Linked DNA regions of Homo sapiens: region 2 is linked to region 1. The links are chromatin contacts, found by Hi-C in ENCODE. All regions are on one chromosome and are shown on one strand. The core of a region is the stretch at or near the end of the contact, and the rest is flanking DNA. Distances in the headings are between cores, read along the strand shown. Region 1 holds the start of MEIS1 (Meis homeobox 1). Region 2 holds the start of EMX1 (empty spiracles homeobox 1).

Region 1 (5,200 bases), core at 1,628-4,127:
AGGCGCTCAGGTATACCCCGAAGTCGGCTGGGGTTCCGGGAAGGGGTCGCAGACTGCCGGCCCAGCTTAGTCCTTTCCCTAATCGGAAAAGGAGCGTGCTGCCTGGCCCAGCCAGCGCAGCCTCCCAAGGATTAAACAGAAATCGCCTTCCTGAGACGGGGAGGTTCCATCTTGGCCTGAAATTCTGCTTCCAAGTTCATGTTGTGGGGCCGGGGAGCGACGGTGAGGCGTGGGGTGGGGGGGTGGGGGGATGGGGGGAGGCCGGGAAGTGTAGGCAGAGGCATAAAGGCGCTGGTAATGCACCTGGCTGCCCACCCACTCCGTCCCCAGCTTTTACTCGCGGGCCTGTCTTAACCTCCCAAGTGATGTTTCAGGGCGTTTGTACCAGAAAACCTACACATGTATGTGATGGAAAAAAACTAAAAGATCCTGAAACTTAAGCGTCAGAAAAAAGACAGGGAGAAACAGAGAGAAAAAGGAGAGAGGAAGCAAATGATAAGGGATCCTGGAGATGGTTTAAACACACACACACACACACACACACACACACACACACACACACACACACACACACGAGGGAGAGCTCTTTCAAGGCAAAGCGCTTCTGAAGGTTTTGGGAGAACGTGTGTCAGCCCTTCAGGCACACAGGGTGCCAGTACGGAGTTGGGGGCGGGGAAGGGTGCAGTGCAGGCGGCTGGGAAGGCTCATCTGCTCGGCTTTATGGAAACGCTCCACTGTTGGGGGCAACCAACCCCGCGTTGACTCCTGCGAAGTGCTAAAGGAAGCGATAGATGTCGCCTAAGGAGACTACGGACGCTCGGTGGAACCTCATTCCAGACCTATGTTCTCATGCTCGCCCTGTGTCTCCTGCTCCTCGGAAGCCCACTCTATAGAATCTTCAGTCCTACCTCGCAGACGGACGCAAATTATCTTTTACTTTGCGCTTAAGAGTTGGCTTCAATACATTTTAGAGCTCCTAACCTTTCCCAAACAATCTTCGGATGAAGGGATACCCCCAATCTTGCTCAAAACTCTTTCCCTACCTACACCCCCTTGAGGGTGAGGGTTCAGTCCGCAGCTGGCGAGTGGGACGTGGGTGGGGGCGATGGAGGCGCGGGCGGGCTGCTTGGAGGGAGTCAGCCTTTTGGCCACCTTCAGGGCGGGAATAGGGACTGGCAGTTCGCATTCCCCGCAGATCGAAGCTCCCTGCTGATCGATTATTTGATAATTGATTTTCCCCGCAGCCAATGCGCGGCGGCCTGGGCGGGGGCGCCTCCTGATTGGCCGAGCACTCCTCCACGGCTGCCTACCGAGATTTGGGTGAGCTCATTTTCCAGTCGACCGCAGGGGGAGTTTTCTGCGAGGTTTCAGCTGGAGGGAGGGGGAAAAATCCTCTCGGAGCCGAGCGAGCTGCGAGCCCTGCTTGTGGATGTGAGGTTTCCAGCCACTGGTAGAGCTGCTGCGGCTGAGCCATCTCGGCAGATCAGAGCCCAGCGGACAGAAATATAAATACGAAAATAACGCCACTAAATATAATCACAAGGGAGAAGCTTAGAGCGGGAGAATAAAGAGAAGGGGTGAGGGGGAATTAAAGCCCAGGCAATAGGTGTTAAAGTTAAAAACAAAACAAAACAAAAAACAGTGGTTGGTTGGAGCCTCCGAGTTGTAGGTACAGGCAGCTTTTGTCTGAAATCTCAGCTTCCGAAGCGGATTTCTTTTTCTCTGGCACTGGGAGGTTTCGCCGAGCCGGGTTGGGGACGGGAAAGAGGAGCGCGGGGAAGGATGTCTGGGGTGGTGAGGGCAGGGCTTCGCTGGAGAAAGAGCTAGTGGGGCGCGAGGTTCTTACAGGCCCGGGAGAGGTCGAGGCTGGAGCCCCTCGGCGCCTCTAAGACAAAGGCAGCGGTGGCTGCAGCCGGAGCCTAGCACTCCGGCAGCGTCGCGCCGCGCCGCGCCGCGCCCTGGGCGCACGGCCGCCTCACCCCGAGCGGGTCGGAGAAAGAGCCTCCCTCCCAGCGGCTCCCCGGCCCCGGCTCCGCCCGCGAGGTCTGGGCTGCTGCGAGCCCGCGCCGGGTTTCGCTTTCCGACGATCATAAATAGCTTGGTGTTTGTAAACAGGCGCTGGGGGCACATTCCCCGCGCTCAGCTCATTGTTCCCTCCCTTCCTCTCTACTTCGCGCAGGACGCCTGGGCTGGGGCTGGGAGCCGCCGGGGCTAGGAGGTGGGGGAGTCCAGACCCGAAGTGACAAAATGCTAGCATTTTCTTTCCCCCGGCCGGGCGTCCACCTCTAACAGCAAAGAAACCTCTAAGCTGGGTCTGCAGAAAGCCCGAGCCACCTCAACCCCATGTTCTCAGGACTCCTTAGCAGAGGCTTTCCCAACCTGGCTTCTCCCTCCTTTTCCTCCACGATCCCGCTTTGACTTTTCTCCTTGCAGTGTTTAGTTCTGAGAATTCAGTACTTTGCGCATCACCCCCTGCCCCGAAAAACACTGGCAGACCCCAATAATTTCGAGGAAAGTCATGAAGTCTATGCGCGGAGCCCTGTGCAAAATAACTCCCGCTGCTGCCTGCCCGGCGTTGATTCCCAATTTATTTCAAGAGAGTCGGCTTTGGGGAGAGAGTCTGCAGGGGGAGGGAGAGAAAAGAATACTGAAAATAAAGCTGGCGGCCGCGGGCTACTGCCTGCGTTTGTGTGCGTGTGCCCTGGGTGTGTGGTGTTTGTGCCTGGGCGTGCGATTTAATGGAGCGCCTCTCTGCCTCTCCAGTGCGGCCAGAGCTCGCTTCGCGCACCCACCCCTGCCGAGGAGCCTACTTGCTGCAGCCCAATGCATTGTGTAAGACGCGACCTGTTATGGCCACCACTACTTCCGGGTTCTAGCATTCTGGTCGGAATCCACCTCTCCGCCTGTGCAACACACACTTTACACACGCACGGGGACTGCAAGCGGGCAGCATCGATCGTGGCTCCTTTAAGACAAACTCAGACAGACATTTTTTTTAACCCTCCTTCTCTAATCTCCTTCCAGTGCAGCACTTGCAAAGAGGGAGAGAGAGGGAGAGAAAGAAAGAGAGAGAGAGAAGAGAGAAACTGATTAGGAATTAGGACTGATTCAAGGGAAGCGAGCGCTAGGGCTTTGTGCATTTGAATATTAACATTTGAGGTGTTCTGACCAGAAGAAGACAGAGCGGATGATCATTCATTCACCACGTTGACAACCTCGCCTGTGATTGACAGCTGGAGTGGCAGAAAGCCATGAGATTTGGTAGTTGGGTCTGAGGGGCGCTCTTTTTTTTCCTTTTCTTTCTTTCTTTCTTTTTTTTTTTTTAAACTGATTTTTGGGGGAGAGAAGATCTGCTTTTTTTTGCCCCCGCTGCTGTCTTGGAAACGGAGCGCTTTTATGCTCAGTGACTCGGGCGCTTTGCTTCAGGTCCCGTAGACCGAAGATCTGGGACCAGTAGCTCACGTTGCTGGAGACGTTAAGGGATTTTTCGTCGTGCTTTTTTTTTTTTTTTTTTTTTTTTCCGGGGGAGTTTGAATATTTGTTTCTTTTCACACTGGCCTTAAAGAGGATATATTAGAAGTTGAAGTAGGAAGGGAGCCAGAGAGGCCGATGGCGCAAAGGGTACGTATTAAAAAACAATTGTGGAACTCAAATGTGAGATTAAATTGAAACGTGGCCGAAAGACACTGCTAAAAAGTTTCCTTTTTTTCTCTCTCTCTTTTAAAAAATGAGGCTCCTAAAGCCGTGGCCTAAGCGAGAGGATTTATTCAATGCATTTGTAGACTTATGTATGTTACTTGGAGTTGTTAATTAAAGGAATCTATTTATCTATAGATTCCTAACCAGCAGCTATATAAATAAAAATGCAAGCTCAAACAATCATCTGGGTTTTTTTTTAAAAAAGCTAGATACCTAAAGCTGTAATTTGAACATTCAGAGATCAGAAGTTTAAAGTTATGTTTAAACTAAAATATGCAGCTGGAAACTTCTGATATGTTATTGATTATGCTCATCTTTAATATCACTAGAAGTATTCAGCTTTTTAAAGGAAATAACTTTGTCATAGTATAGCCAATTTTTTGGTCAGAAAACATTCATCTTTTTATAGTAATTTCAATTTGTATAGACTTGTATACAAGGCAATATTTTGCAAGTTTCTCTTAGATAAGCCCTCTACTAATTGAATACTAAGCACACAGTTACTCACTTTAAAAATGCAATACTAATTTCCCCATATTCCTTTTTCAATGGAAATGCAGTGAGAGTAAAGTGAGACAATGACAACCCAACTGAGGTAGTTTCTTAAAAGAAAGGGGGTCTACAAAAAGCCTTCCTTGCATAATTTGTGTCCTGGCCCTCAAAGCCCTGTTTGCAAAAGAAAGTTACTAGGCTGACACAGTTTTCTTTACTCCTTTGGTTCAGGCAAATGTCAGCGTTCTTCCAAACTCTTTTCACACCTCTGGCTTTAAGGAGATGAAAGTGGCAATTCCTCCTTTCTTTGAAAATCATTTCACTCTCAGCGCCTCCAAATCTTGGGAAAATAACTGCCTGGAATGAACCAATTAGAAAAACCTAAATAGCTAAATTTCACACACACAAAATAATGACAATCAATATGAAAGTAGTTTTTTTTTTTTTTTTCTGGAAGAGGAAGATGGAAAGTTGTGCATTTGCTTTTGAATTTGCTTTAAACCTGGTGAGTAACATTTGCCTCCTTGACTTCTAGTCTGGAAACAAAGTTCATAAGAGTAAATAAGAAAATAGAATATTAGCTGCTTCAACTATAGATTTTCTTTAACTTTGGGGGTGGGGAATTGCCCAATTCTAAATTCAGCTCTGATGTTCAGGAAAAGCTACCCTCCTTTGAGTTTCACTTATAAGGGGTCAGTTAGTTTTGTATAATTTAGCAGAGTTTGTCTTGGAAAGCAAAAGAAATGCAGTGTCTTGTAGGACTGCCTAACCTCACGCTGGCAGGGAAATAAAATGAGAAGCCTGTCTAAATTCACGTGCTTTGCGTAGCTGTTCCCATCGTAACTTTTTTTTTTTTTTTTAATTCCCCCTGATGTGAAGGGGCTGTGAAACTAGGCGGGTTTGCTGCAGTGTCCTGGCACGTTTTATTATTGTGATTTTGAATTTCTTCCTCCAGAGACATGCCCGTTTCACCTTCTACCCTCGGGAGAATGCTTCTCTTTCTCTCTTT
Region 2 (5,200 bases), core at 694-3,193, 6.5 Mb after region 1:
AGAGCACAGGCCCAGGCAACGTTTACCCAACTGAACCCGCATCCCTGTGGGAACCTTGTTCCAACAAAATCCCGTCGTTGTCTCCTTCCATATGGAACGAAAATCTCCTTCTGTACCTCTGCCCAGCTCCGCACCCCCGCCCCCTTAGAGATACGGCCTGGTCGGGTCCTGGTCCCCCCCTCGGCGGCGCTTCCACTTTTCCCAGACTGAGGGTGGGGAAAAGGAGGAGGGGGAAGAAATCAGAGGAGGAAAAGTCGGGAGGTAGGGGAGCCGGGAGACAGGAGAGGGGGAAAATAAAGAGCCTGAGACACAAACGAGAGGAAAAGACCATCACAGAAAGCTGGAAATCTCCGGAGAGGCCAGCGAGAACCCGCGCTCCCCACGGATTCCATCATTCCTTCCGAAGGCGCCTCTGCGGTGTCTCAGCCGTGCCAGGCCCCGGGGTTCCCAGGACGCGGAGGAGTGCTGGGTGCGGCCGCCTCGCCTCCCCACCCCTGGCCGCCCCTCCCCACCTCGCCCAAGGGGGCCGGAACGGCGTCGGCGCGCGGGGGCTTTTCGGAGCAGTCGAGTGGAAAATAGACTTTAACCCGCTTTGTGGCGGCCGGGGCGCCCTGAGCGCTCTCCAAACCACGGCTCCCGGCGCTCAGGCGGGCCGCTGCCAAGACCCGGCCTGGAGTCCCCGCAGAGTTGCGCGGCGCACGGACCCCGTGGCCTTGGGGCGTCAGGAGGCCCAACCCAGATCTGCGCGCCCAGGCAGCGCTCAGGCCGCTAGAATGGACCCCGGCAGCGGCGAGGAAGCGGAACTCTCTGCGGCTCCCTCTCCGCAGTGCGCCGGCAAGGTCCAGGTCCCAGCCTCCCCACCGCCGCCCGCGCCCTCCTAGGCCTCGGAGCGGCGCCTTTCTGCGGCCTCGAAGGTGGGGTGGGAAAGTTTGGGGAGTCCCGGCTCTCACAGCCTGTCGTGAGAACTGCCCCCGGGGAATTCGTCCGCCGTACGGAAAAACTGGCCGGAGCAGAGTCGTCCGCGGTTCCGCGGTCGCGGGTGGAAGGTGAAGGTCGAGGGAGGTCAGGCTGCTTCTGCGTGTCCTGACGGCTGGCGTGTTCTCTTGAGATGGGCTCGGGCTACTTGGCCAGCTTCAATTTAAGCCACAGTGTCTCCGAGGCCCTGACCTGGTCCGGCCCGCCGACACTTGAGCCCCCAGAGCCTCAGAGAAGGCGAGGGGGTGGATCTCCCAGTGCCGAGGCCCGCCGTCCTGGTCCAAGCCGGTCGCGGCACCGTGTCTGGGCACTGGAGCTGCTTCCAGCCCCGCGAACAGCTGGAGGGTGGCAGTGGGACCGCTCCGGCGGCTTCTCCCGCGCAGTGCCCCGCCTGGCCCCTTGTGAAGGGAGTGAGCGTCCCCTTTCCAGAGCTGTCCCCCGTGACATCCAGAAAACGCGAAACCTCAGGAACAAGGTCGCAGCTTCAGACCGCGGCCCAGGAGGCCGATGGTGGGTGAGTGGGAGAGTCCCGGAGAGCAGGGGGGCAGAGAGCTGGTTTTCGGGAAAACCAATGTGTTGGACCCCAAACATCCACCCTCCGCTCGGATCCAAGTTCTCTGAGAACTGAAACGACATCCCGGGACGAATGGGAGAGTTAGGCTGAGCTACACACCGGGGAGGGGAGGGTTGGAGTTTAGCCCCAAGCCCTTCGGACGCCTTCTTCGGCTCCCGCGTGGGTTGAGACGGCGGCACGGCCACCAGACTCAGCTAAAGGGCGGAGTCGCGAGGAGAAGCCAGTGGCGAGGGGAGGAGGAGGCCTGGATCTCCCCGCGAAGGCTCCAGTCCGGCTTTTGCCTCCGACTGCGGGCTCCCTCCCCACCCGCCGTCCCTCGCCCCGCCCCGCCCCGCCCCCCACCTTGGGGCAGGTGAGCGGCGGCCAATGGGCGAGCGCGGGGCAGGTGCCCGCTAACTCGCGCCTCGCAGCGCTGGGCGGCCGGGGCTGGGCAGGGCAGTGCGGGGACACCGGGGGCTGGGGTCGGTCCCAGCGGGACTCCGAAAGGAGGGAGACGAGCTCAACCCTCGGGCCTTACTGGCAGCTCGCAGCCTAGCACGGAGCCCGCGCCTGTGCGGGCGCCTGGAGCTGCCCGCTCCGCCGCAGCAGCCGCCGCGCCTGGCCGTACGCTGTGGCCGGACCCCGCGGTCGCTCGCTCACACACCCCTCGCCGCTCCGCGCCTGGCTCGCCCGCGGGGGCCGAGCGCGAGCGGGCGGGCGGGGGAGGTGAGGGGTGCGGGCGGGTGTGCATGTGCCTGGCTGGGTGCACACCCCGCAAGGCGGCGGCGCCAGGACGCGGAGCGCTCCCCAGAGCCCGGCTGCCTCGCACAGCTCCCGCGGCTGCGACCATGTTCCAGCCCGCGGCCAAGCGCGGCTTTACCATAGAGTCCTTGGTGGCCAAGGACGGCGGCACCGGCGGGGGCACTGGCGGCGGGGGCGCGGGCTCCCATCTCCTGGCGGCGGCCGCCTCCGAGGAACCGCTCCGGCCCACGGCGCTCAACTACCCTCACCCCAGCGCGGCCGAGGCGGCCTTCGTGAGTGGCTTCCCTGCCGCGGCCGCCGCGGGCGCGGGCCGCTCGCTCTACGGTGGGCCCGAGCTCGTGTTCCCCGAGGCCATGAACCACCCCGCGCTGACCGTGCATCCGGCGCACCAGCTGGGCGCCTCCCCGCTGCAGCCCCCGCACTCCTTCTTCGGCGCCCAGCACCGGGACCCTCTCCATTTCTACCCCTGGGTCCTGCGGAACCGCTTCTTCGGCCACCGCTTCCAGGGTGAGTGTCCACGCTGTGCCCGCCGAGGCGGCCGGCCGGCGCCCGTGCTGCGGCGATGCGGGGGAGGCTCGGGGGCGCGCGGGGCTGTTTAGAAGTTACTGCCGGGAAGGCTGCAGGTCCGCGGAGGTAGATTCCCAGGCAGGGAAGAGCTGTGCGGCATCCACCCGCGCCTTCGCCGCGTAGGTCTCCCTCCCAGGAAAGCAGGTGGAGACCTCCAGGCTTTTCTAGAAAATATACCAGTTCGGACGCAAGCCCAGGCGCGTCCTCGGAGCCTGTGCTGGCCCTCGCCACAGCCTGCCCAATTCTCTCTCCCAGCTGAGCCAGTCTCAGACCAGAGTACAACTCCTCCCGCTCTCCCTCCGCCCGGCTTAACCTCGCACCACGCTTCTCTCGCAAGTCCACCACCACCTCCGAGACCTCAGCCTTCGCTGGCGCGTCCGGGCGGGGGAAAGTCCATTCGCGTGCCCCAGCTCTGGGGGAAGCAAGGGCAGCAGGGAGGGCGAATCGGAGAGTTAATGTTCAGTGTGGAGGGCCTGGCTGTCTTGGGATGTTTCTCGGCAACCTTGGCCCGACTTCTCCAAGTCACACGTGCCTCTCCTACCCAAGGTGGGGAAGGTTTGCAGTAAGCAAACTGGCTTCCGCCGTTGCTCGCCGCCTTCGGGAGGGAGCCCACCCGGCTGCTGGAATACCGAGGACAGTTTTCCCGGGCAGGGGGCGGGGGCAGAGGGCTTTTAAGGTCGTAGCCAGTCCGAACCCCGGAGTTTGCATCCAGCAATCGGCTTGCTAATAAAGATCCTCCACTGGCCCTACACACACACACACACACACACACACACACACACACACGTTTCAATTATTTGTCTTTCCCGGAGAAAAGAGAGTTGCATTTGTTGGAGTTCGTTTTCTTCCTTGAAATTTGTTGGAGTTTGTTTTTTTCTTTTCTTTTTTTTTAAATTTTATTTTAAAGAGTGGCCTTGATTTGTACAGGCATCACTTTAGTTTCCAGTTTTATTTTGTTAGTGTAGACCAGACCACAGCCTTGTGAGAAGGGTCTATGGCTCAGAGCTAGGTAACCCGGCTTTTAGAGAAACAAATGAAAGGGACATGGCTGGAGCTTCGGCTCCAGGAGCTAATGTGACGGTCTGTAGTCTAGGTCTACAGTCAATTAGATGTTTGGCACAGTTGTTTAGATAATAAAATGAAAATTATCTCTTGACACTTTGACTTTCACAGAAAACCGCTTTCCCAGGTCCCGATTTGTCAGGCAATTTTTTCAGTCCCACCTGGCCAATAGATGCTGACCTGGCAGATACCACAAAACCAGAGAATGTAATTACTAGAATAAGAATTGTTGTGGGTAGCCTTGCCTCCTCTTTGAAGATTTCAAAGACTTGCCCAAATCCAAATCCGAAAAAACAAAAATGCTACAATGTCATCTGCCTTGGGCAAGAGTTTCTGCCACTTAAAAATAAATGTTTACTGATAACATGAGGATATCTTTAAAATTGAGCAATCTACCCTGGTCCTCCGTGGGCTCGATCCGAAGCCTGGGTCTCGAAACCTGGCGCCCAGGGGCCGAGTTGTAGTTGGGGCGGTGTGTGAGCCCGCGGGCCGCCGCGGCCGAGGGGCTGGCGGGTTGGAGGCTTGTGGAGGGATAGGGGCTCGGAGGAGAGGGCGGGGTCGTTCCTAAGTCCTGTGGCCTCCAGCCGTTCAGCTTGTCCGGAGTCGGCATCCTGGGCCGCACCCTCGGCTTCGAATCCAGCCCCTGACGCCCTCCGCACCGCGGTTCCTGCCTCCGGGCGCCGAGGGCCGGGGGCGCCTGGAGAGAAATCCAGCTCCGGCTCTGAGCGTCTCCAGTCAGGCGAGGCGGATAAATCCTTCGCAAAACCCTCTTGGAAATTGCCGCCGCTTCCTGAGCCATCAGTCCCAGCGGGTACGTTATCGAGTAGCACAAACAGTTGGATTTTTCCCTCAAGAACCGAGTCTGGACGCGGAGATGGAGCCAAGTGTGGCTGCATTTTCGGACCCGGAAATCCGTTGGGCACTGAAGGACTTTTCGAACCCTGTAGCGCTGTTGCTTCGCGGTCCATCGTCGCCGCTGCAGACGGATGCGCTCCCCGGCGGCTCTACGCCCTCCAGTCCCGGCCAGGCCTCTGGGCTGGGAGCCGAGCCGTCTCGGGCCCTCCGGCGCCGCGTTTTCTAGAGAACCGGGTCTCAGCGATGCTCATTTCAGCCCCGTCTTAATGCAACAAACGAAACCCCACACGAACGAAAAGGAACATGTCTGCGCTCTCTGCGCAGCGCTTGGGCGGCGCGGTCCCGGCGCGCGGGGAAGCGGCGTCTCCGCTAACCGAGGCGCTGGAAGGGGAAAAGCGAATGCGGAATCGTCCAGGACTCCGAAGG

The links. Hi-C counts contacts between places; a loop is a spot of excess contacts on that map. Pooled maps may share reads with other maps.
Region 2: a loop to region 1 is called in a map of naive thymus-derived CD4-positive, alpha-beta T cell, with 17 times the contacts of the local background. The contact joins the promoter of EMX1 here to the promoter of MEIS1 in region 1. A Hi-C loop is called at or near these places in 1 of 168 maps with a recorded cell type or tissue (naive thymus-derived CD4-positive, alpha-beta T cell), 1 of 37 single-sample maps with no recorded cell type and 7 of 50 pooled maps.

The regions. Positions count from the first base shown.
Region 1 is chr2:66,432,248-66,437,447 of GRCh38, forward strand. It overlaps MEIS1 (Meis homeobox 1), which reads left to right and starts at 2,878. Exons shown (of 13, transcript NM_002398.3): 1 at 2,878-3,621. The coding sequence starts at 3,610. It overlaps MEIS1-AS3 (MEIS1 antisense RNA 3), which reads right to left and starts at 1,223. Exons shown (of 4, transcript NR_046438.2): 1 at 1,044-1,223. RefSeq lists enhancers at 1,052-1,404, 2,274-3,150, 2,738-2,837, a silencer at 1,930-2,029 and a promoter at 2,636-3,176.
Region 2 is chr2:72,915,576-72,920,775 of GRCh38, forward strand. It overlaps EMX1 (empty spiracles homeobox 1), which reads left to right and starts at 1,944. Exons shown (of 3, transcript NM_004097.3): 1 at 1,944-2,797. The coding sequence starts at 2,278. RefSeq lists silencers at 430-599, 1,740-2,159, 2,230-2,349 and enhancers at 691-1,308, 1,309-1,925.